Linked DNA regions of Homo sapiens: region 2 is linked to region 1. The links are chromatin loops, found by intact Hi-C in ENCODE. Cell type or tissue: HepG2. All regions are shown on one strand. Each heading gives the region's core, and the rest is flanking DNA. Links, peaks and the distances in the headings are about the cores only.

Region 1 (10,294 bases), core at 1,577-9,576:
GAACTGGTTCTAAAAATTAAAGGTGCTATTGAGATGATAAAATGTAGAAATGATTTTCAAAATATACATTTAATGATTTTTTAAAATGTATTTTTTACAATCTGGTTTCTCCCCCTCCCATTCTATACTTGGCATTTTTGAGGTAGCCAATGGGCAAAGTGAAGGGACCCTGGAGCTGGATTTGGAGTCCAGCATTCCAGGAGAGCGAATTAGGGTGGTGTGTTAATGAGGGCAAGGCTAGCAGTAACAAGTAACACCCTAGCCTTTCCAGGTTTAAGGCAGGAGTCTGGTGCTCACAGACCTGTGCAGGCGGGAAGAGGTCAGGGTGGCCCTCCTCTGTGCAGTCAGGCGACTCCCCAGCTGTGTCTCCCAAGATGGCCTGGGGCCTCTCCTGCCGCCTACAGGGAGGGGAGGGGGAAGGAGGAAAAGGGCGGGGCTCCACAGGGAGGGCCTGGCTGGGTGGGGCCATGTGTGCTGTGCTCCATTGGCCAGAGCTCAGTCACGTGGCCCCTGCACGTGTGCAACGAAGGAGGCCGGGGTCCCAGCGGAGGGTGAGTCCCAGAGCCCCAGCCTGGGTAAACCGTGGGCACCGGGGGCCCTGCCAGCCGCTGTGCCTGCTGCCCTGGAGCTTACACTCCAGGCGGACGGGTCCCGCCGAGGCAGAGGGAGGCTCTGAAGGTGTGCGCTCTTTCTCTTCTTTTCTCCACAGATATCGCAAACGGCACCAGTTCAGGGGGGTACCGCCCGCCTCCCAGAACCAAAGAAGTCATCATCAATGGCCAGACCGTGAAACTTAAATACTGTTTCACCTGCAAGATTTTCCGGCCCCCTCGCGCCTCCCATTGCAGCCTTTGTGATAACTGCGTAGGTGAGTAGTGCCTGGGCGGAGCCTGGCGGGAGCCCGGGTCCTCCGGGTGGGTTTGCGCCTCTCCAACCCTGCGCCACGGAACACTCAGTAATGGTTAATATTTCAGCGCATTTGCATGTTGCCACTGATTGAGTTCACCGGGCCTAGAGTCACCAAATATCTTTTTTATTCTCTTTACACCCTGCACCGCCCTTGGCTGCGAGGGCCTCCCCCAGCACAGGCACGAGAATGGGGTCCTCTGTCTCCCCAGGCTGCCAGGTCAGCAGGCACGTGAAATAAAATCATGTCTCCCCCAGGCCTCTCGATTGCCACAGGTCTGGCCACACACCTACGGGAGGCACCCTTGTGCAGTTGTTTGTCCCAGCTCCTCAGAGGGGCTGGGGGCGTTTAATCCCCACTCCTTCTGGGGACAGGAAAAGAGGCAGGATCCGGGAGACCTCTCCTCCAGGGGCTGGAGTTAGGATCTGTATTCTTCCCGGAGACGACGAAGGCCTCCCCTCTCTGCCTCCCAACTTCCGCCAGGACAGGCTAGGGAAACAGGCAGAGGGAACTGAGAGCTCAGAGGTCTGCAGCTGTAAGGCTGGGCCCTACCACCGGCCCAGCATGGGCCTTCTGCAAGTGACCCGGGCCCAGCCCCTGGGATTATTTGGCAAGCGCCTGTTGTCACTGCAGACTGAGAGCTGCTCCCCACACCCACAGACCCTCTTCTCTCTGTGGCTGGAGCTGCCTAGAGATGAGGTTGGCAAGGAGATGGCAGAACACCCAAGTGACAGGAAGGGAAGCAAGGAGAGGACAAAAGCTTTGCCCCAGTGGGGAAGACTCATGGCCTGCCTCTAGCGGAAGTGACCAGGGGTATTCCTGGGAGAATAAGCAATGGAAACCCTGTTACCTCGTAACTGAAAGGATAGGAGTGCACCTCAGAACAAACCTAGCTTCCCTTAGTAACACAGCATTGATTGCCAGCACTCTTCGTGAGTCTTAGAATTTGTAGTCTCAATTCTTCTTGAGAAAAATAACATTTTATAATGTACGTCCTGCTGTGCAAAGCAGTCTTCCGTTTGTCTTAAATTAACTTTACCCTAACTTTAATAATCTACAGTTTGCCACAAAGCTCATGTTTTCTCTATCAGGCCTCGTCTTGGTTTTCTTAACATAGATAAATTACTTTCAGCCTTGCCTCCCCAACAGAACAGTATGGAATGGGTTCTGCTTCTCCCATGTAGGAAGTAGCTGATGGTTAAGAGCATGGGATCTGGCACTGCATGGCCTGGGTTCAAATACCAGCTGCGTGACAGGCAAGGTACTGAAACGCTGTGTGCCTCAGTTTCGTCATCTCTGCGGTGGGGTTGATAACTGCCTGCCGCATGGGATAGTGGAGAGAATAAATGAATGAACAGGTGGAAAGTGCCTGGCATGTAGCAGACGCTCTGTGATTGTTAGCTGCTAGTGCTCTTGTTACTCCTCCTCTCTTGATAGTTTTGATTGGCTTTCTCTGGACAATGTCTTGACCTTCCGTAGATGCAGTGGCCAAAACTACACCTAGTTCTCCATGTGGGGGCACACCAGGGTTTCTACAAGGTTTCTACAAGGGACTCTACAAATCAGCCTTTGTTTGATTACCAGTACCCTTCCTGGTGACACCAGCCCCAGTGTCCATTCCACACCTATCTTGGGGACAATTTAAGCTGAAGGAGCACAGCATCTTAAATATCTCTGGGGGAACCGTCTACCTGTAGGAGTTCTCAACACCCTTTCTTGGGTTGTAATTTTGACCTCCAGGCCTGTGATGGGACAGTGTGTGTCTTACACTTGTGCACATAAACTCTTCTGTCATTCTGCATGCCTTCTCCTGGAGGTCTAATGCCTTATTCTAGACTATATTTTGGTAGGTAGGGTGTTGTTATCTGTAAAACTAAAGGTCTTACTGGGCACTTCCTTCTCTTTATCATTTATAAAACTTTTTATTCATTTCTAAACACACCCAATTTGTCCACTCATTTATCCTCTGTTTCTTGTCTCTAGGCTAGATTTTTTTTTTTTTTTTTTTTTTTTTTTTTTTTTTTTGTGATGGAGTCTTGCTCTGTCGTCCAGGCTGGAGTGCAGTGGCATGATCTCAGCTCATTGCAACCTCCACCTCCCGGATTCAAACAATTCTCCTGCCCCAGCCTCCCGAGTAGCTGGACTACAGGCGTATGTCACCCTGCCCAGCTAATTTTTTTGTATTTTTCTTAGAGACGAGGTTTCACCATGTTGGCCAGGCTGGTCTTGAACTGGCCTCAAGTGATCCACCTGCCTCGGCCTCCTGAAGTGCTGGGATTACAGATGTGAGCCACTGCTCCCGGCCTAGGCTAGATTTTTAATCACAGTCAAAATTTTCTTCTCAATCTACTGTGACTTACTATTTTAAAATTCCTTTTGGATTATTATCAGACACTGCTCTGAAAGTTCATATAATCACATTTGTTCCCTCCCATTGCCCACAGGTGTATGTGTCCCTTAAAGAACCCTGATGAATGAGATGTAAAAGCCCCTTATCACAGCTGTGCCTTTCCCCAGTGACGGTGTACTTCTGCATGTGTGAGTGTTTCCAGTATGATCCTCTCCTGTGCACTCTACCAGCCGTGAACCTAGGAGCCACCAGGCTATAATAGGCCAGGAGCCAGGCCTCCACCTTTCTGGTAAATCAAAGTCACGGTGGCCACCCAGTATCCACAACCGAACATGGTGGTGGTCTATGTATGGGAGACCCAGAACAGGAAAGAGAAAGGGAAAGGAGAGGAAGTGGGGAAGTTTGGGGCAGGATCTAGAGGAGGAAGACTGGAACCCAGGAGCACACCGCAAGCCGCGGCCTCTGAGTGGTGCTCAGGGCCAGCTCCGTGGGGGACAGGTGAAGAAGTAGCATATGAGTGATCTAAAATAAAGCTGCCCACAGGGCTCCTCAAAACACCACCCAGTGATTGAAAACTGCATAGCTTCGGTTTTCCGGTTAATTATGGGACACTGGGGCCTTTGGTTGACTGATGAGCAGGACAGTAGTTTGGACATTCTGCATTCAGGAAAATAGAGTGGAAGGCAAATGTCTCCCACTGAGAAGTGTAATTGCAGAGTTGGCCATGATCTTATTTTTAGATGGAAAGTTTTCACTGAAAGAATTCTTTTTGCAGCAAGAGAAGTAGCACAGTGGTATGCTGAAAGCTGAGGTGGGAACTTGTGGCTTCCCTTACCTTGTAACGAGCAGGTTTGAGCTGGTCCTTCCCAAGCACAGTAAATAAATGTCACTTTGCATGGGAGAGGAGAGAGGAAAAATGCAGCTTCCCAGGCCGTTCAGAAGAGCAGTTTTCTTTGTTAAATAAGTTTGAAAGTCATAGGGGCCTTTTTAGTTGAGGACTGAGAAAGAGCTTTCTCTGGTCAAATATAGAGTTAGTTGGCAGGCCCCAGTGGTTGGGGACCTGGCTCTGAGAACACACAGGCCAGGGCTGAATCCTGGTCCTCTCATTGAGTAATACTGGAACCTGGCAAGTTGTCTGAACGCTCCCAGCTGTTACCACATCTGTAAAATGGATGTGATCCTAGTGCTACCCCCTCGGTTTCTTTTGAAGATTAACTGAGATAGTGCCCACCACAGCACCCAGCACAGACAGACCTGCGGCACACTGAGGGGCCAGTAAGCGCGTGGCTCTGGCCATTGATGGTCTCATCAGTGATGGGAATGCCACCATCGGTGCTCCCAAGTAACTGATTACAACAAGAAGCGTCTTCACAAAGTAGTAGGAATCGCCTTGTTTCTCTGTAATCTGGAAGGATTTAGATGATCTGCCGTGATCGACGTGAATGTATTTTCTGTCTCTCTCTGACTTTGTCCCTGCTGCCTGTTTCCGTCTGTCTCTTTCTCTGAATCCTTGACTGTCTCTCTGGTTCTCTGTGAGTCTTGCCATCGCGTTCCTTCTGCACACGTGGAACGCAGCATTTCGGGTTGTTTATTTATCCAGGCGGGCTTTGAGGTTACGGAATATTTTTAAACAACCAACAGCTGGGGCCAGGGAGCCACCTCTTCTCTCTCGGATCCTCATATCCCTCAAATCATTAAAGCGAGAGAAACTGAAGGAGCTGAAGAGGCAAAGCATGGGCCTGTGAGACCCTCTCGGGCTCACTATGTATGTTTTAAAGCCCCAGGTGCATGCTGCCCTCGTTTTTCTGATGGGGTAGGCCCTATGAGGGATGTCTGTCGTTTGGTGGGCCCTAGTCCAGCGTCGGAATTGCCAGCAGCTTTCGCTGGAATGCGTATTTTTAGTACAGCCTAAACCTGTAATAAAAAGGGATTTACATGTACTAGATTTTAATCACATACTGTGGACAAACTAATAAGAAAGTTTGCTAGACAGTAAGATGAAACACTGCCAGCATTTTTGCAAACCGGTTATACAAGAGTCTGCCTAACTCTGGCCAGACCCAGGCAGCTTAGTCTAGAGGTTCAGAGGTGGCCTCTGGAGGCAGCTGCAGCCTGGGTCCCAGCCCTGCTGTCCTGTGTGGGCACTGGGACTGTCTCTGCACCTGAGATGCCACATCTGGAAGGGCTGTGAAGACGAAGGAAGTAGTACATGGAGCCCTCAGGCCATGCCAGCCCCTGGGGGGCACCGAGCAGACCAGCCTCCTCCCACATCCAGGACATGGCCTGGTCCCTTGTTTTCTGTCCTGTCATTTTTGGTGTGGGTGCCACAAAGAACCTCCAGGCGCCCTCTGCAGGGACTCAGTGTCCAGTCGCTTTTATTTCTGGCAGGGCTTTCCCCTGCCTCTTTTAAATCCTTACAGGCTCTCTTTCTCATTCCCTCGCCTCTTTTTGGCTGTGCTCTTCCTCTCCCGGGCACTTGACTGCATCTTACTGCACACTCTGCCTTCTGTCCCACAGTGTCTGCCCCTTGTTGCTCTCACTGCTTCCTCTGTGTGTGAGTCTGAACTCAGACTGCAGATACCTTGTGTGTTGCATACACTCTGCTGTGCGCTGCCCTCAGGAACCCAGCCACTGCTTCACAGTTGTACATTAAGAGTTTGGACATGGCAGAGATTCGGCCCTGCAGCTGCCTTCTGGTGTGGATTAGCACTTGGGAATGCCTTTGTAACTATTTGGGTATGATGAGGGGGCTATTAGTTTCTCATAGGAAAGCAGGTCATTGGAGGGGAGTGGAGGGAGCTGAGATTCGTATCCTTGTTGGAACCAAAACAAACAGGACTTTACTGATTCTCCTGGTTTCCGCTATCTCTTCATTTCACCAACATTGAATAAGCATCTATGTGTTAAGTGCTGTGACAATAACTAAGTATGTGAAAATATGAGCCAGTCCCCAGGGATCATTATTAAGAGCAGACCAAGGAGAACTCAAGGCAGACAGTATTGTATTTATCATATTACACAGGTTAAAGAGTAATTTTATATTGGTTAAGAGTAGAATTAAATTACCAACATTTATGCACCAAATAACATTGCATCAAAATATATAAAGTAAAGGTTGTTAGAAAATGCAAAGGTAATTTGTTACATAATGCTAGTGAGAAATAATAGCATACATCTGTTTTTCATGGCTCAGGTCAACAAACTGTAAGTAGAGTATGCCAGTGTATAAGTATAATAAATGTATGTTGAACTTCGTTTTTACAAAGTGTACTTACCATGTTCAACCATTCATGGAACATTTACAAAAATTAATCATATTAAGCCCAAAACACTTTCCAGCGTTCTAAAGGCAGATATCACACTGAAAATGTCATCTGATGAAACAATAAAACTAGAAATGAATCACAAAGATAGAAATGTACAAACATACCTAATTGTAATGCTTTTAAAAAAAACTTTAAAAAACTTTTATAAATCTTTGTAAAGAAGCTTTTTAAAGAGGCTTTTCATAAATCTTGGGTGACAGAAACTTCAAAACTGCAGTTGTAAAATATTTAGAAAATGGCAGTAAGAACAATGCAAAAGAAAACCATGCCATTCAGAATTCTACATTTTAAACATGAGAAATAGTTAATCTAAGCAGAAGAGGAATGAACCAGAAGACTGTCGGGTTGCCGGTAGAATCAACAAGGAGGCTGGAGAATGAGGCTCAGAAACCAGGAACAGTGGAGGAGGCTGGGCAGCCCCGCACGGCCAGTTGCATCTGCAGCAGGATGTTGCAGGAGGCAAGTACCACAGGTAGGACGTTTGCGGCACCACCACTGAGTTCCCTCTGCTGCAGCTCTCGACGAAACTCTGACTGTCTTCAAAGACCACAACTCCGGATTCAGACACCTGGGTGGGAGCCCTTGGCCTGTTTTGTTTCCACGCCCAAGCAGACAGCCAGGCGAAGGTGGCGACTGCCCCACACTCAGCATCTATAATGAGGATGGGAGGATGGGGCCCTGCCTCCCACCTATTTTGGGGTTCTCCCCAAACAGGAAGTTTACTTTAATGGTGGATGGCCAATGAAATAAAATACTTTAAAAAGTCTAGTACAAAAAATAAACTGAACTTAGAAGCAAATAAATGAACAAAGCATCCATCTCCAGAAGGCAGAAAAAGAGCAGCAAATAAACTTAAGGGAAACCATAAGAAAACAATGACTTAGAAAACAGCAACCAATAGGTTGCCAAATCTAATTCTTTGGAGAACAACCAACCAAGGCATTAACGTCTGGTAAGACAAAGAAATTAACAAAGTGCAAGTAACAGATTCAAATGAAACAAATATAGGTGAGATGGTTTTCTATAATTATTGAGAAATATATTATTTTGCCGTTGTGTTAACTCTATGCCAATTGATTTGAAAAATCTCAGTGAAACATGATTGTATAGGAAAATGGGCCAAGGAGTGAGTAGAAAACTGGAATTGATTACTAGCCATGAAAAACTGAAAAGTTTTATGAAGAACCATGTGAGAAAGGTGCTGGGCCCAGACAGCTTACTTCCTATGTTCTGAGTAGTGTCTGAGAGCTTCGGAAAGGTTGAATGGTTTTTCAGTTCATTTCACCAAAATAGTATAACCCTAACACCAAAACCTTACAAAAATAACATGCAGAATAAAACCCCCACCCTTATTTATAAACATTACAACAAGCCAACGTGAAGACATAGCAAACTTAATCTACCAGTATAATAAAGAATTAGTCATGACATGGAAGGATGTATTCCAGGAATGTGATTTTTTAATGTTAATAAAACTATTAGTATATCAATAGGTCAAAAGATAAAAGGTATATGTGATCATGATAATAGATAATAAAAAGGGATTTGATAAAATGCGACATTTGTTTTGTATTTTTTGTGACAGTCTTGCTCTGTCACCCAGGCTGGAGTGCAGCTCACTGCAACCTCCGCCTCCCAGATTCAAGTGATTCTCCTGCCTCAGCCTCCCGAGTAGCTGGGATTACAGGTGTGCACCACCACGCCTGGCTAATTTTTGTGTTTTTAGTAAAGATGGGGTTTCATTATGTTGGCCAGGCTGGTCTTGAACTACTGACCTCAAGTGATTGGCCCACCTTGACATCCCAAAGTGTTGGGATTACAGGCGTGAGCCACCGCACCTGGCCAAGACATTCATTTGTAGCTATAGAACTCAGTGTATCCAGATTGGAAGGTGTGGTAGGCAGAATTCTGGCCCCCATGACTGCCCCTTCCCCTCACACCCCCCGGGTTGCTCCAATGGTTATGTCACGTTGCTTGGCAAAAGGGACTTTGTAGATGTCATAAAAGGTGACTAATCAGCTGACTTGAGAGAGTTTATCCTGGATTATCCAAGGGGCCCAGTGTAATTCCAAGAGCCCTCAAGAGCAGAGCTGGAGAGATGCCGCGCAGGAGGCCTGGGTGCCGTTTCGGAGCAGGATGGAAGGCGGTGAATCCCGCCTCCAGCATGGAGCTCGGGAGAGGCCCTGACTGCAGATGGAGAGGCTGCCCTGGCCGCAGCGCACGGGGCTCCTGACCCACAAAAATCGCGAGATAATGAGTTCATGTTGTTTGAAAGTCCGTCATTTCTGGTAATTTGCTATATAAAACTATTGCTATACGATTAAAAACTAATACAGAAGAATATTTCTTTAACATTATGTTAAAAAGGAAAAAAGCTAACATTTTCTTTATAGCAAAACACTGCCATGATTTACATTAAAATTAGGAACAAATTAGGATGTCTAGTATCATTACTAATATTTTACAATATCTTTTCTAATTAATGTGGTAATGTAGGAAAATAAACACAAATATATAACTATCAAAAAAGAAGAAACAAAATCACCATATTTTGTAGCTGACAAGAGCAATAATAACAGTACCAACAAACATTAGAACTAGTTTTTTTATGTTTAGTAGGTTTATCAGTTACCTAATAAATACATTAAAATAGCATACTATGTATCAGTTAGGAATTGTAATAAAAATCAAGACATGTACTCTCCACAAATTTATTTAAATTTAATGAATTATGAGTCGGGGGGCAAGATAAAATAGCTGTGAAATGTAATTAGAAGAATATACAAACAACAAACAATAACATTTCAAACCTAGAACGATGCAAGGAAACATGCACTATTTGATATTATGAGGTCCTGTGAAGTCCAAAGATGAGTTACAGAAAGTGACTTCAGGGCCCATGCACATGCTTTCTGTGTGTATGTGCATGTGTGTAAGTGATTTCTTCATTGCCCATTTTTGTATTTTCCACATCTCCAAAGTGACCATTAAAATGCACCATTCTTGGTAGGCAGCGTCTTCATTCTGGCTGGGGAAGGCAGAGATAAAGAATGCATTCAGGGCTGGGCGCGGTGGCTCACGCCTGTAATCCCAGCACTTTGGGAGGCCGAGGCGGGCAGATCACAAGGTCAAGAGATCAAGACCATCCTGGCCAATATGGTGAAACCGCGTCTCTACTAAAAATACAAAAATTGGCTGGGCATGGTAGCACACCCCTGTAATCCCAGCTACTAGGGAGGCTTAGGCAGGAGAATTGCTTGAACCCGGGAGGCTCGAGGTTGCAGTGAGCCAAGATTGTGCCACTGCACTCCAGCCTGGGGACAGAGCGAGATTCTGTCTCAAAAAAAAAAAAAAATGCATTCAGGCTGGTCATGGTGGCTTACGCCTGTAATCCCAGCACTTTGGGAGGTCAAGGTGGGCCAGTCACTTGAGGTCAGGTGTTCGAAACCAGCCTGGCCAACATGGTGAAACCCCGTCTCTACTAAAAATCCAAAAATTAGCACCTGTAATCCCAGCTACTAGGAAGGCTGAGGCAGGAGAATCGCTTGAACCTGGGAGGCAGAGGTTGCAGTGAGCCGAGATGGCACCACTGCACTCCAGCCTGGGCAACAGAGCAAGACTCCGTTTCAAAAAAAAAAAAAAAAAAACGCATTCAGTGCCACCGGGAGCTGTGTGCAGGTTCTGGGAGAGCGCAGATTCCCCAGTTTGTCC
Region 2 (10,294 bases), core at 1,079-9,078, 260 kb before region 1:
CCACCATGCCTGGCTGATTTTTATATCTTTTAGTAGAGACAGGGTTTCACCATGTTGTCCAGGCTGGTCTTGAACTCCCGACCTCAGGTGATCCACCTGCCTGGGCTTCCCAAAGTGGTGAGATTACAGGCATGAGCCACCATGCCCTGCCTCAAATAAGATTACTTTTAAACCTTGTTAGAATGATTCAAAATTCATCTGAATAATAAACATTCAAGAAAGGTCAACATTTTGTTGAGAAAGCACTATGATGAGAGGGACTTGCCTCACAATGTTAAAATGCATGGTACTTTGCATTAATTAAAGTACTAGCTATAGCACAGAATAGGAATCTAGATCTGCAGAACAGAATAGTACCGGCCAAAACGCACTTCAGTGCATCTCATAGCTTAGTGAAGAAGTGGAGTATTTCAAATCAGAGGAGAAAGTTCAAAAAGGATTTGGGGACAAAATGAAACAATAAAAATAATGGAAAAAATATAGATGAATATCTACCGAAATAAGTTGGTAAATAAGTTGGGAAGAACTTTTAAAGCATGAAACCGAAGAAATAAATGTAGGTCAGTTTGACTACATAAAGTCTTAACACTGCTCTACAGCAGACAGATTAAGTTTGCTCACTTAATCCTATGCCTCCTTCGCCCTTGCCAGCCTCTTCCTAACTGTTGGGAGTGGCCATGAAATCGGTTCTGGCCAATAAGACATAAGCAAAGGTCGGCTGGTCTTGTCTCTTCCTCCACTCTTCTTCCTTCTGCCTGGAACACAGACCTGGTGGCTAGTTCTGCAGCGGCCATTTAATGATGATAAGGTAACAAATGGGAGGGGCTACGAGAGGACAGGGACGTGAGCTGTCACATTGTCAACTGTCTGAATCAGGTCCAACAGCTGCCTCTCTATGAGATGCTTGTTACATGAGATAATAAGTCCCCCTTAAGAGAGTGGAGCTGAGTTTTCTATTTCCTGAAGTTAAATTCATTCCTAACTGATTCTGAGCTTAAGGCAAAACACCATATTGCAGCAAAAGGCAAATAACAAAAATATTTGTACGATGGATCACAAAAGTTCATATCCTTATTCGTATAAGGACCTCTGTAAATAAGCAAGAAAGCTCTAGATATCCCATTGTTTAAAAAGGGGGCAAAGATTATGAATAGGAAGATTTTAAAAACAAGAAATTCGAGTGTCTAAGAAATTCATGAAAAAATTTCAACCTCATGACAAATTAAAACAATAGCCTAATGATTGATTCATCACCTATAAAACTGGCAAACACTGGAAAAATTACAGGATTATTTTCTGGAAAGCAATCTGGCAAAATGTATCAGAAGTTTTGGAATGTCCATGCCCTTTGAGAATCTGTGCAGGGAAATGGTTAAGGAGTTGCAAAGATTTGCTACAAGGATGTCTCCAACAATGCTGTTAATAATTGCAAAAGGATGGAAATGAAAGAAATATGCATGAGAGCTTTGTTAAATAAATTATAGGATTGCCCCCCATCAAAAATAATATGTAATTATGAACCTGCTGTCACAGAGGTATATTTGTTGATATACAAAGATGTTCATTATTCATTATTGAGTGAACAGCAAGTTGAACCCCACCCCAAAATAGAAACCTTTCTATTTTTGTTAATATGTATATTTGTATATTTCTGTGTGTGAAAAATGGCATGGAAGAAAATCTATCAAGGCATTAATGTTATCCCTGGGCTTGGCCCATATTTTCTGATGATTTCTGTTATAAACATGTATTACTTTTGAAATAAAATTATTCCTATAAAAATATTTCTTGGTAAATACGGAATTGAAACATGGGGAATTAGAATTGATTATTTAAAGGCATCAGGCTGAGATAAGCTGAGGTGTTTGTTTCACAGTAAGGATATCTAAACATTCCAAGCAATTCAAGCTTGTTCTTCTGCAAGGGAATTCATTGAGCACTCTTGATGTCTGCTTTGATGATGAGCTTTGGTGGCCTTTTCTGACGAGCGCATTTTGCTTCAGATAGTTTGATATACTCAATCCAGCCAAAGCCAAGTCCTCCAGCTCTCAGGATACTTCTGGGTTTTGTTTTGCTTTGGGTTTTCGTTTTGAGACAGGGTCTCCCTCTGTCGCCCAGGTTAGAGTACAGTGACACAACTTGGGCTCACTGCAACCTCCGCCTCCCAGGCTCAAGCAGTCCTCCCACCTCAGCCTCCCAAGTAGCTGGGACTACAGGCATGAGCCACCATACCTGGCTAATTTTTGTATTTTTTTTGTAGAGATGGGGTTTTGGCATATTGCCCAGGCTGAGGGTACTTCTGTTTTTAAGGTGACTTTGTATTTCTTTGTTATTATTCTGTCCTAGTGATTTGAAACTTAACTCTCAGAGAGTATCTTATTTCTCTTATTTCCAAGATTTTTGTGGGGAGGGAGGGATGAGAATATGCCTCATGATAGCCCCTAAATATTGGCTTAGAGACAAGTGTTGGATTCTCGTAGGCAGGTAATTAGTCTTTGCCTTAAGAGTAATGAGAAGGCAAATGACCAAGAACAATATGATCCTTTGGTAGCTCGATTCTGCCAACTCCTGTGCTAATGACTTCTAACTTACCATTTTTCACATTTCTGAATCCATCAAGCCATGAGCAAGAATTACATTTCCTTTGCTGTATTTCTCAATTTCACTGAAATACTAAATCCTAAAAATGATTATTTCCCTTATGGCAATTACCATCATGACCTTGCAAAAGCCACATGTGCCAGCTGGAACTTCTCCAGAATTTCTGTTTTAATGAAGGAAAATATTTTATTAAACTAAGAGCATGACTGATAGGAAAGTAGGATGCATGGGAAAATAGTGAAGTTTATTATCATTACATCTGTTGCCCGGGGCCCATCAGGAAATAGAAAACCCCTCAGCTGGTTCAGCGGAAGGTTCTTTGGTTTTTGTTTGTTTGTTTGTTTCCTAGATGGAGTCTCTCTCTGTCGCCCAGGCTGGAGTGCAATGGTGCGATCTCGGCTCACCACAACCTCTGCCTCCTGGGTTCAAGCGATTCTCATGTCTCAGCTTCCCAAGTAGCTGGGATTATAGGCACGCACCATCATGCCCGGCTAATTTTTGTATTTTTTAGTAGAGATGGGGTTTCACTATGTTGGCCAGGCTGGTCTAGAACTGCCGACCTCAAGTGATCTGACCATCTCGGCCTTCCAAAGTGCTGGGATTACAGGCGTGAGCCACCACACCTGGCCTGTTCAGCGGAAGGTTCTTCAACCAAGGGACTATCACTAGGGATGTGGGCAGGGAGCTGATGAAAGGCTGGGGCATTCGGATACTAGCAACAGTGGGAAGCTGTTACAAACCCTGGGCCTCAAGGGAGATGGGGTGGGAGCGTGGACGTTTTGAAATCCAGTGATCTGGCAGAGCCAGGAACTCCTGGAGGGATGTCACAAGTCCCAGAACCAGGCACCAAAAGTGTGAAGGGAACAGGGAAACAATGCCCAGCTTCCTGCCCTAGGATGTCCTCTGGTGCCTCCCATTGACCCAGTCTTAGCAGAAAGCAGCTGAAAAGGACCCCACAGGAGTTCTTTGGAGCAGAGAAAGGCCAAGAGGGTAAAGAATGGATGTGAGGGCACAGGTGGAGAATGACCAGCTTGCTCTCTGACGGAATGTTTTGTCCTTGAAAAGAGATAACACTTCAAGTAAAATTTTGGCAATGCTTAGCTGTGCTTCCTCAAGGTTCAGCTGTGTGGTTTCAGGACCTTATAATTTTCAAAAGATAATGAAAAAAATCAGGTTCAGTGGAATCCCAAAGAAACATATTGTTAGGGACTAATAAATGTTTGTGTCCCTTCAAAATTCTTATGTTGAAACCCTTAATTCCCAATGTGGTGGTATTTGGAGGTGAGGCCTATGGGAGGTAATTAGTTTTACATGAAATCATGACAGTGAGGCCCCCACAATGGGATTAGTGTCCTTTTAAGAAGAAACACCAGAGAGCATGCTTTCTTTCTCTAAATGTGAAGGCACAGCAAGAAGGTGGCTGTCTGCAAGTCAGGAAGCGAGCCCTCACCAGAAATCAACAGTGCTGGCACCCTGATCTCAGACATCCAGCCTCCAGAACTATGAGAAATAAATTTCTGTTGTTGAAGCAACCTCGCCTATGGCATTTTGTTATGGCAGCCCAAACTAAGATACATACCTACAATGAAACATGCATATGTTGAAGGCAGTACTTGCCATCATTTATCAAGCACATGCTTGGTGCTAGGCACTGTGCAAAGTGCTTTATCTGCCCAGAGTCATTTAATCTCCACACCTGTGGGGTAGATACTGTGACCCCATTTGACACAGGAAGAAACTGTTGTCCAAGGAATTGTTCATCCATCCTCCAAAGTCACATAACTAGCCAGGGTGGAAGCTTTCTGTCTCTAGAGGGCAGGCTGTTGTCACTGGTGATAGTTGCTGCCACAAACTGGGACCCTCTGTTCAAATGCCCAGAGTGGAGGGGGCAGCTGCTGTCCCCAGTCACAGGAGGGCTGGGACAGGTGGTTTGGGGGACAGGCGGTTTGGAGGTTGGGCAGTTTGGGGGTCAGGCAGTTTGTGGGTTAGGCAGATTGCTTGCCTGTTGTCTAGCTTCTCTCACCAGGATGACAGTAGGAACCTGGCCAGTCTTGTTCATCACTGTATCCACACAGCTTGGCATGTAGCAGGTGCTCAGTAATGTTTGTGAAGTGAATACATGACCCCACCAGATAGAATCAATGTTTGTAACTTACATTGTTTTCACCTGATGACTTTGTGGTTGTGCAAAAATCACCTTTAGCAAAGATAAATGTACTGAAATGTTTTTTTAAATCAGTGGTGTCGAAGTGTATCTGAGCACGGAAACCGGTTGAAACTAGTTGCCACTTCCAATCTGGATCACTAACGTGAGCAGCCCAGCAGGGCAGGTGTGGGAAGTGACACTGCGTGTGGGCTGGCATCATCAGTGTGGTCATAGAGCCTCAGTGCCACAGCTGACATGTGTGCAGAACCTATCTGATGCCATTTAAATATTTTTTGGTTTCTGTTAATTTCATTTTTATTTTTTGTAGAGATGGGATCACACTATGTTGCCCAGGCTGGTCTCAAACTCCTGGGCCTGAAGCAATCCTCCCGTCTCAGCCTCCTAAAGTGCTGGGATTACAGGCATCAGCCACCACATGCAGTCATCATTTAAATGTCTGTGAGAGCCGTGGCTTGGCTATATAGGAAGATGAAAAGAGTTCAAAGTCAAAACAGCAGTGACAGAAGCTGGGCACGTTGGCTCGTGCCTGTAATCCCAGCACTTTGGTAGGCCAAGGTGGGCGGATCACGAGGTCAGGAGCTCAAGACCAGCCTGGCCAATATGGTGAAACCCCGTCTCTACTAAAAATACAAAAATTAGCCGGGCGTGTTGGTGCATGCCTGTAGTCCCAGCTACTCGGGAGGCTGAGGCAGAAGAATTGCTTGAACCCAAGAGGTGGAGGTTGCAGTGAGCCGAGATTGTGCCACTATACTCCACACTCCAGCCTGGGTGACCGAGCGAGACTCCATCTCAAAACAAACAAACAAACAAACAAACAGACAAACAAAACAGTAGTGACAGAATAGAGAAGTTTAACTGAAACCTTGGTTGAGGAGATGGTTTCCATGTTCCACATCAGGCAGCAATGTTGAAAGAAGTTTGAATATCCCTGATGAATATCGATGCAAAAATCTTCAATAAAATACTGGCAAACCAAATCCAACGGCACATCAAAAAGCTTATCCACCACAATCAAGTTGGCTTCATCCCTGGGATGCAAGGCTGGTTCAACATATGCAAATCAATAAATGTAATCCATCATATAAACAGAACCAAAGACAAAAACCACATGATTATCTCAACAGATGCAGAAAAGGCCTTCGACCAAATTCAACAGCCCTTCATGCTAAAAACTCTCAATAAACTAGGTATTGATGGGACGTATCTCAAAATAATAAGAGCTATTTATGACAAACCCACACCCAATATCATACTGAATGGGCAAAAACTGGAAGCATTCCCTTCGAAAACTGGCACAAGACAGGGATGCCCTCTGTCACCACTCCTGTTCAACATAGTGTTGGAAGTTTTGGCAAGGGCAACTGGGCAAGAGAAAGAAATAAAGGGTATTCAATTAGGAAAAGAGGAAGTCAAGTTGTCCGTGTTTGCAGTTGACATGATTGTATATTTAGAAAACCCCATTGTCTCAGCCCAAAATCTCCTTAAGCTGATAAGCAACTTCAGCAAAGTCTCAGGATACCAAATTAATGTGCAAAAATCACAAGCATTCCTATACACCAATAACAGACAGAGAGCCAAATCATGAGTGAACTCCCATTCACAATTGCTTCAAAGAGAATAAAATACCTAGGAATCCAACTTACAATGGATGTGAAGGACCTCTTCAAGGAGAACTACAAATCACTGCTCAATGAGATAAAAGAGGACGCAAACAAATGGAAGAACATTCCATGCTCATGGATAGGAAGAATCAATATTGTGAAAACGGCCATACTGCCCAAGGTAATTTATAGATTCAATGCCATCCCCATCAAGCTACTAATGACTTTCCTCACAGAATTGGAAAAAGCTACTTTAAGCTTCATATGGAACAGAAAAAGAGCCCGCATTGCCAAGACAATCCTAAGCCAAAAGAACAAAGCTGGAGGCATCATGCTATCTGACTTCAAACTATGCTACAAGGCTACAGTAACCAAAACAGCATGTTACTGGTACCAAAACAGAGATATAGACCAATGGAACAGAATAAAGCCCTTGGAAATAATACCACACATCTACAACCATCTGATCTTTGACAAACCTGACAAAAACAAGAAATGGGGAAAGGATTCCCTATTTAGTAAATGGTGCTGGGAAAACAGGCTAGCCATATGTAGAAAGCTGAAACTGGATCCCTTCCTTACACCTTATACAAAAATTAATCCAAGATGGATTAAAGACTTAAATGTTAGACCTAAAACCATAAAAACCCTAGAAGAAAACCTAGGCAATACTGTTCATGACATAGGCATGGGCAAGGACTTCATGACTAAAACACCAAAAGCAATGGCAACAAAAGCCAAAATTGACAAATGGGATCTAATTTAGCTAAAGAGCTTCTGCACAGCAAAAGAAACTACCATCAGAGTGAACAGGCAATCTACAGCATGGGAGAAAATTTTTACAATCTACCCATCTGACAAAGGGCTAATATCCAGAATCTACAAAGAACTTAAACAAATTTACAAGAAAAAATCAAACAACCCCATCAAAAAGTGGGCAAAGGATATGAGCAGACACTTCTCAAAAGAAAACATTTATGCAGCCAATAGACACATGAAAAAATGCTCACCATCACTGACCATCAGAGAAATGCAAATCAAAACCACAGTAAGATACCATCTCACGCCAGTTAGAATGGTGATCAATACAAAGTCAGGAAACAACAGGTGCTGGAGAGGATGTGGAGAAATAGGAACACTTTTACATTGTTGGTGGGACTATAAACTAGTTAAACCATTTTGGAAGACAGTGTGGTGATTCCTCAAGGATCTAGACTAGAAATACCATTTGACCCAGCCATCCCGTTACTGGGCATATACCCAAAGGATTATAACTCATGCTGCTATAAAGACACATGCACACGTATGTTTATTGCGGCACTATTCACAATAGCAAAGACTTGGAACCAACCCAAATGTCAATCAGTGATAGACTGGATTAAGAAAATGTGGCACATATACACCATGGAATACTATGCAGCCATAAAAAATGATGAGTTCATGTCCTTTGTAGGGACATGGATGAAGCTAGAAACCATCATCCTGAGCAAACTATCTCAAGGACAGAAAACCAAACACTGCATGTTCTCACTCAAAGGTGGGAATTGAACAATGAGAACACTTGGACACAGGGTGGGGAACATCACACGCCAGGGCCTGTTGTGGGGTAGGAGGAGTGGGGAGGGATAGCATTAGGAGATATACCTAATGTAAATGACCAGTTAACGGGTGCAGCACACCAACATGACACATGTATACATATGTAGCAAACTTGCACGTTGTGCACATGTACTCTAGAACTTAAAGTATAATAATAATTAAAAAAAGAAGTTTGAAAGATTAGATAATGCTGTCACTTGAACCCAGGTGTCATGAGCTTTAAGATTAACAACACCTTCTGTAAGGTAAGGACTTATTTTCCTATATGGTCAGACTACAAGAAAAGCTCACTGGTCCATTAGTAGCAGTAGTAGTAGTAGTAGCAGCAGCAGCAGCAGCAGTAGTAGTAGTAATAGTAGTAGTACTAGCAGCAGTAGTAGTTTTTTACCATTGATCTGAATTTTTTTTCTTTACATAAAGAAAACCTGAACCCATGACATCATTTCAAAAACAAAAACCAAAGGCCGGGCGCAGTAGCTCGTGCCTGTAATCCCAGCAATTTGTGGGGCTGAGGCAGGAGAATTGCTTGAGCCCAAGAGTTTGAGATCAGTCTGGACAACATGGTGAAAACCTGTTTTTACAAAAAATACAATTGGCTGGGCATGATGGTGAGTGCCTGTGGTCCCAGCTACTCAGGAGGCCAAGGTCAGAGAATCGCTTGAGCCCAAGAGGTTAAGGCTACAGTGAGCTATGATCATGCCATTACATTCCAGCCTATGTGACAGAGTGAGACTCTGTCTCAAACAAAGACAAAGCAAAACAAAAAGCGGGTGGACAACTTGCACATTCCTGTCCAAATGCCAAGTCTCCTGCAGTACTGCGTTCTGAGCCTGGTGAAGGTAAGTACAGGAAGTAAAATGCTCTGGAAACTGACAGAACTAAGGAAGCGATACAAATGCTGGGAGAGAACAGACATGCTGTAGTTAATTCCAGGTGCCTTAATGAGAAACAAGTGAGATCAGTTCATGGGCAGGTCTTAGAAACAGAGAACAGAGAAGCTGAGTTCAGCTGAATGAAGTATCTGTCCACATCCTAGGCACGTGCCTCTCACTGCCCCACCACTCTGGGCTTCTTGGAGTCAACATACTTCCTCAGCACAAGACTTTTTAGAATTCTTTTTAAATTCTTTTTAAATTAAAATTGTATATACATATGGTATACAACATGATATTTCTGATATATGTATATGTTGTGGAATGATTAAATCAAGCTACTTAATTTGTGCATTGCCTTACATACTTAGCATTTTTTGTATTAAGAACACTTAAAAATCTCTCTTAGCAATTTTCAAGTGTAAAATATATTATTATTAACTATAGTTACCATGATGTACAATAGATCTTTTGAACATTCCTCCTGTCTACCTGGAATTTTTTATCCTTTGACCAACGTCTCTCCAATCCCTCCTCCCCCCAGCCCTAGCTTTTTAGTTTGATATAATCCTATTTGTTTATTGTTGCTTGTGTTTTTGGGGTCATATCCAAAAAATCGTTGCTCAGACCAATGTCATAGAGATTTTCTCCTAGGTTTTCTTCTGGCAGTTTTACAGTTTCACTTGTTACATTGAAGTCTTTAAACCATTTTGAGTTTGTTTTTGTATATGATGTGAGATGAGGATCTAATTTCATTCTTCTGCACGTGGGTAACCAGTTTTCCCAACACCACTTATTGAAGAGACTGTCCTTTCCCCATTGTGTGCTCCTGACATTTTTGTCAAAAATCAATTGGGATGTGCCTGACACTGGTCAGTTTTGGCTGTAGGTAGGGTTGCCTGGGACAAGTGCAGGCTCAGAGCTGGAGTCTCATGTAGGACTTGGCTGCCTGGCCAATAAGTGATTTGAACACCTTGAGAAGACAATCCAGGTTTTTTGGGGATAATGAAATTGTTCTTTCCATTGGGTGAACCGTAGTTCTAGCCCTATAAAAGTTTAGAATTAGAAATGGAGATGCTGAAGTAAACCAAACTATGCTATTTATACCTTTGTATAAAGTTCAAGAAATCATTGAGACAATCTGAGTGTACGTAGATTTTAAGTGTTCGTAATAAGAGGATTGGGCACATTAGAACAAAGACAGCCCTGCTTGTGATTCCACTTAAAATGCATAATTAAGTAATTACACATTTTGATTTCAGACATGATTTTAGATTGAGTTTAAAATTTGATTAGACCAGGCGCTGTGGCTCCTGCCTGTAATCCCAGCAGTTTGGGAGGCCAACGGGAGGTGATCATTTGAGGTCAGGAATTCGAGACCAGCTTGGCCAACATAGTGAGACCTCTTCTCTACTAAAAATACAAAAATTAGCCAGGTGTGGTGGTGCGCACCT

Evidence for each region. Peaks named below come from ENCODE experiments on the same cell type or tissue, not always from the same donor. Only the 100,000 strongest peaks of a DNase experiment are listed, where the experiment ranks them.
Region 2: a loop joins it to region 1, with 23 times the contacts of the local background. A loop is called at or near these places in 20 of 110 quality-filtered maps.

The regions. Positions count from the first base shown.
Region 1 is chr6:157,592,279-157,602,572 of GRCh38, forward strand. ZDHHC14 (zDHHC palmitoyltransferase 14) reads left to right here. Exons shown (of 9, transcript NM_024630.3): 3 at 710-868. Among named protein-coding and RNA genes, the nearest start is that of MIR3692, 68 kb to the left of the region's middle. RefSeq lists enhancers at 917-1,418, 1,419-1,918. In HepG2, for the core only: CTCF peaks have their summits at 3,833 and 5,606 (motif pointing left); a DNase peak (open chromatin) is centred at 5,583.
Region 2 is chr6:157,335,190-157,345,483 of GRCh38, forward strand. No RefSeq gene overlaps it. Among named protein-coding and RNA genes, the nearest start is that of TMEM242-DT, 17 kb to the left of the region's middle. In HepG2, for the core only: a CTCF peak has its summit at 4,411 (motif pointing right); a DNase peak (open chromatin) is centred at 8,702; H3K27me3 peaks cover 473 bases.